2 separate regions of the Homo sapiens genome follow, and region 2 is linked to region 1. A link is an interaction called in ENCODE POLR2A ChIA-PET data of the cell type or tissue named here. Cell type or tissue: endothelial cell of umbilical vein. All regions are shown on one strand. Each heading gives the region's core, and the rest is flanking DNA. Links, peaks and the distances in the headings are about the cores only.

Region 1 (2,915 bases), core at 245-2,744:
GGTTAAAGTGGTGAGGAGTGGATGGAAGATGAGGGGCTCCTATTAATAAGAGTTATCTCCGAGGTATGGAAGGACTAAGGAAAAGAAGAGGCATGGTCAGACATGGTGGCTCACACCTGTAATCCCAGCACTTTGGGAGGCCGAGGTGGGCGGGTCACGAGGTCAGGAGTTCAAGACCAGCCTGGCCAATGTGGTGGAAAACCCGTTTATACTGAAAACACAAAAATTAGCCGGGCATGGTGCCGTGCGCCTGTAATCCCAGCTACTCGGGAGGCTGAGGCAGGAGAATTGCTTGAACCCAGGAGGTGGAGGTTGCAGTGAGCTGAGATCGCGCCACTACACTCCACCCTGGGTGACAGAGCAACAGTCCATCTCAAAAAAAAAAAAAAAGAGGCGTTAGGTATTTCAATATTTTCATACTAGTTAACTTATTTGTATGTGTGTGTGTTGGAAATATTTCAAATCTTTTCTTGTGGCTGTTTTGAAATACACAATACATTCTTGTTAACTACAGTCACCCTACTGTGCTATAGAACACTAGAACTTACTCCTTCTATCTGATTATGTGCTTGCATCCATTAACCATCCTCTCTTCATCCCCAACCCCCTAGTTAACTGATTTACAGTGGCATGTACATATTTTCCCATTAAAAAAATCATTATTGTCAGCTGTCTCAAAGATTGGAAAGATAGGCTTCTTATAAAAATTTAACCAGTTTATTTTTTAAAAGAATATTTATAAGGTAGTATACAATTATCTTACATCCTTATTATTTAACTTTTCATGGGTGTATATCCACATGGTTCAAAAGTCTAAAACTAGGCCTGGTGAGATGGCTCATGCCTGTAATCCCAGCACTTTGGGAGGCTGAGGCAGATGGATATCCTGAGGTCAGGAGTTCGAGACCAGCCTGGCCAACATAGTGAAACCCCGTCTCTACTAAAAATACAAAAAAATTAGCTGGGCATGGTGGCATGTGCCTGTAGTCTCAGCTACTAGGGAGGCTGAGGCAGGAGAATCACTTGAACCAGGGAGGTGGAGATTGCAGTGAGCCAAGATTGCGCCATTGCACTCTAGCCTGGGCAACAGAGCGAGACTCCGCCTAAAAACAAAAAAAAAACAAAAAAAAAAAACCATAGAGACATTAACAAGGAAAAAATATTCATGAAAGTCTCATGATGGTAGAAGTCTTGATCCACGATCTTAGGAAAAGCTGTTCACATCAAGGATGCCATCTTCTTCTGGGGAGACTTCCTTGGTTAGCTTTACCTTAAAGGTTCCAATGGGTGTACAGTTCCAAGAGTGTGGAGGGACCCTTTTCATTTGCGAGATTATGAACGCAAGGTTCAAGATCCTGAAGTTTTCTTGCAGTGTGGATGGCAAGGACAGTCTTTCTCTGATGTTCTCAGAAGATCCAATCTTCGGGTTCTACATTGTGAAGGGGTTGACTATTCTCAGTGAAACATGAAAAGCTTTCTTTACCTGATGAAAATGCAGGACAGTATAATAATCGACTGTTATAACATCAGCCCTCTTGCATGGGAGAGCTTTTATACAACCAGAAAATATGCACTAAAAGTGACAATTGAGAGCTGGGCACGGTAGCTCATGCCTGTAATCTCAGCACTTTGGGAGGCCAAGTTGGACGGATCACCTGAGGTCAGGAGTTCGAGACAAGCCTGACCAACATGGTGAAACCCCGTCTCTACTAAAAATGAAAAAATTAGCTGGGTGTGGTGGCACACACCTGTAGTCCCAGCTACTTGGGAGGCTGAGGCAGGAGAATCAATTGAACCCAAGAGGCAGAGGCTGCAGTGAGCTGAGATCGTGCCACTGCATTCCAGCCTGGGTGACAGAAACTCTGTCTCAACAAAAAAACGAAAATGACAATTAGGCCAGGCGCAGTGGCTCACGCCTGTAATCCCAGCATCTGGGAGGCCAAGATGGGTGGATCACCTGAGGTCAGGGGTTCGAGACCAGCTTGGCCAATATGACGAAACCCTGTCTCTACTAAAAATACAAAAATTAGCCAGCATGGTGGCACATGCCTGTAGTCTCAGCTACTAAGGAGGCTGAGGCAGGAGAATCACTTGAACCCAAGAGGTGGAGGTTGCACTGAGCCGAGATCGCATCACTGCGTTCCAGCCTGGCCAACAAGAGCGAAACTCCGCCTCAAAAAAAAAAAAAAAAAAAAAAAGAGAGAGAGACAAGGAGGCTTTTAAAAGCTGCAGGTGCTGCTAACAGACTTTAAATTCATAAGCAAACAATAAAGGAGACAGTGTTGGCCATTAATAAGTACACTGAAGAAACCATAATCGTGACTCAGGGGAAGGGAACCACTTTCACCTAGGAAGTTAGGGAAGGCTTCCTGGAGGAGGGAGTATTTGAACTGAGACTGAATGACAAAGAACCAGCCACGTGAACATCTTGAGAAGAGCATTTCCAACAGTGAGGCCAACCAGGACAGATGGCCTGAGAAGGAAACAAGGCAGGGTTGGAGCTCCATAAAATAGACCAAGGTGGTCAGAGTCAGACAGCAGAAAGTCTTCTTTGTACAAAGAGAGAGGGAGGGAAGTCATCAGAGGGTTGTTCTTGTTTCGATTTGTGGTTGAGGATTTGCATTTTTAAATAAAACAAAAGTATATGAGGCAGATATTAAGTTACTTTTACAATTTTCTAGCCAGGCACTTTGGCTCATGCCTGTAATCCCAGCACTTTGGGGGGCTGAGGCAGACAGAACACTTGAGCCCAGGGTTCGAGACCAGCCTGGCCAACATGGTGAAACCCCATCTCTACTAAAAATACAAAAATTAGCCAGGCATGAGGGCACACACCTGTAGTCACAGCTACTCGGGAGGCTGAGGCACGAGAATCACTTGAACCCAGAAGGTGGAGGCTACAGTGAGCCGAGATT
Region 2 (2,915 bases), core at 189-2,688, 48 kb after region 1:
TAGATTATAAACTCTATAACAGTAGGACTTTTTTTTTTTTTTTTTTTTTTTTTTGAGATTGGGTCTCACTCTGTCACCCAAGCTGGAGTGCAGTAGCACAGTTGTAGCTCACTGCAGCCTCAAATTCCTGGGTTGAAGCCATCCTCCTACCACAACCTCTGGAGTATCAGGGACCACAGGCACACGCCACCACGCCTGGATAATTTTTCTATTTTTTTTGTAGAGACAGGGTCTCACTGTGTTGCCAGGGCTGGCCTCAAATTCCTGGGGTCAAGCAATCCTCCTGTCTTGGCCGCCCCCCACAAATTCTGGGATTACAAGCATGAGCCACCACACTCAGTCAAGGTAGGATTTTCAGACAAATAACTTTATTCCCATACCCCGATCAAAAATCTTGTCTACATGCATAAAACCTGTATAATTATTTACTTTATATTTTCCTTTAAAGCAACTCAAATTTCTACTTAGCCTAACCTTATATAATTGTCTTTTTGAAGTTATAGGCTTGATAAACTAGACATTCTTCTAATATGAATTAATGCAAATACATAACTACACAATTCAAATGTTCATCTACGTTTCGTCTTATATCATCTTGTGTACAACCAGCTCTGTGTGTACCACATTTTGGCAAACCAACTTTTTAATGTTTTTTTTTTTTTTTTTGGCTCTGTTGCCCAGGCTGGAGTACAGTGGCATGATCTCGGCTCACCACAACCTCCGCCTCCCAGGTTCAAGAGATTCTCCTGCCTCAGCCTCTCGAGTAGCTGGAACTACAGGCATGCGCCACCACACCTGGCTAATTTTTGTATTTTTAGTAGAGACAGGGTTTCACTATGTTGGCCAGGCTGGTCTTGAACTCCTGACCTCATGATCCACTCACCTCGGCCTCCCAAAGTGCCGGGATTATAGGCATGAGCCACTATGCCCAGCAGCAAACCAAGTTCTATAGCATCATATTTCATGGCTAAATAGATTTTAGATTTTTAAATTATTGACTTTATATATGTATGTACGTTCTATGAGTTTTAACATACTTTCAGAGTTGTGTAACCACCACTACAATAAGAATACAAAACAGTTCAAATGCCTCCTGCTGCCTCTTTGTAGACTTCTCTTATCTAGACAAACTGTGATTTCCCACAGTTGCTTCCTAGTTTTCTCTTTGATGATAAACTTGCTTCCTTTCAGTATTGTTGTGTTTGAAGCCATCTGGGATAGCTTGTAATCAATCTGGGATTTTTAAGCACTACTGTAAATCCTCACACAGACATAATTCTCTGTCTCCCTGAGATTTTATGCATTTATAAGGAAGTCATGATTCTTGTTACTGAGCACAACTGAAGACAGATGGTATAAACATTCCAAAGATGGAGTATCTCAGATCTAATATCCAATATATATTGGGCCAGGGGTGGTGGCTCACACCTGTAATCCCAGCACTTTGGGAGGCTGAGGTGGGCAGATCACCTGAGGTCAGGAGTTCAAGACCAGCCTGGCCAACATGGCGAAACCCCATCTCTACTAAAAATACAAAAATTAGTGGTGGCGGGTGCCTGTTAATCCCAGCTACTCGGGAGGCTGAGGCAGGAGAATCGCTTGAACCCAGGAGGCAGAGGTTGCAGTGAGCCGAGATTGCACCACTGCACTCCACCCTGGGCAACAAGAGCGAAACTCCATCTCAAAAAAAAAAAAATATGTATGGGTGTCTGATTTCGGCTTTCTCTCCCATTCCCCTAGGGCGTTCCCCGCCCTCTTGGTAGACAATCAGCCCCGACACTAACAACACTCTCCAGCACAGGCACCCCCTCCCATTGGCCTGTGTCCACAAGAGGCATCACTAATCAACCATTACACTCTTCAGCTGAGCCCTGATATGCATTAGAGTCCTTCACAATCCAGCCTGCCAGGCAGTTGGGTGGAGTGGGCACAATCAGATGAAATGTATTTGCTATCCTCATTGAGTTCTAGATTGAGGTTGGAAAAATGTCTCTATCTTGACCTGCTGGGTCTCTTGGCCCATAAGTCTTCAATCATCACACCTGAGTTCACTCATCCTGCCCTTGTAATCCCAGCACCAGATCTTCACTTAGGTGTAGAAGGATGGTGTGGTTATAAAAAGGGTGTCCCATGGCAGCTCTTCAGAGTGCCGGAACTGGTCTGCCTCCTGATAGTAACACAAATTGATAGATGAGTTAAAACACGTCAGCTCACGCCTGTAATCCCAGGCTCTGGGAGGCTGAGGTGGGCGGATCACTTGAGGCCAGGAGTTTGAGACCAGCTTGGCCAAAATGGTGAAACCCCGTCTCTACCAAAAAATACCAAAATTAGTTGGGCATGGTGGTGCATGCCTGTAATCCCAGCTACTTGGGAGGCTGAGGCAGGAGAATCACTTGAACCCAGGAGGCGGAGGTTGCAGTAAGCCGAGGTTACAATGAGCTGAGATCACACCATTGCACTCCAGCCTGGGTGGCAGAGTGAGACCCTGTCTCAGAAAAAACAAACAAATAAACAAAAACTGTACACCAAAAGGAAAACTCAATCCAAAAATAACATAAATGAGGGTGGGAGCCAGGCACTGTGGCTCACAACTGTAGTCCCATCTACTCAGGAGGCTGAGGCAGCAGAATCACTTGAGGCTAGGAATTCGAGACCAGCCTGGTCAACATAGCAAGACCTCATCTCTTTTTTTTTTTTTTTTTGAGTCAGAGTCTCACTCTGTCACCCAGGCTGGAATGCCGTGGTACGATCTCAGCTCACTGCAACCTCCGCCTCCCAGGTTCAAGCGATTCTCCTGCCTCAGCCTCCTGAGGAGCTGGGACTACAGGTGCCCACGACCATACCCTGCTAATTTTTGTATTTTTAGTAGAGATGGGGTTTCACCACGTTGGCCAGGCTGGTCTCGAACTCCTGAC

What was found. ChIA-PET counts read pairs that join two places held together with the same protein. Peaks named below come from ENCODE experiments on the same cell type or tissue, not always from the same donor. Only the 100,000 strongest peaks of a DNase experiment are listed, where the experiment ranks them.
Region 2: POLR2A ChIA-PET joins it to region 1 with 11 read pairs; 4 of 35 experiments call an interaction of 5 or more read pairs at or near these places.

Annotation. Positions count from the first base shown.
Region 1 is chr20:51,953,533-51,956,447 of GRCh38, reverse strand. No RefSeq gene overlaps it. Among named protein-coding and RNA genes, the nearest start is that of LINC01429, 92 kb to the right of the region's middle. In endothelial cell of umbilical vein, for the core only: no CTCF peak of the experiment used is centred there; no DNase peak of the experiment used is centred there.
Region 2 is chr20:51,905,132-51,908,046 of GRCh38, reverse strand. No RefSeq gene overlaps it. Among named protein-coding and RNA genes, the nearest start is that of LINC01429, 44 kb to the right of the region's middle. RefSeq lists a silencer at 579-755. In endothelial cell of umbilical vein, for the core only: no CTCF peak of the experiment used is centred there; a DNase peak (open chromatin) is centred at 1,186.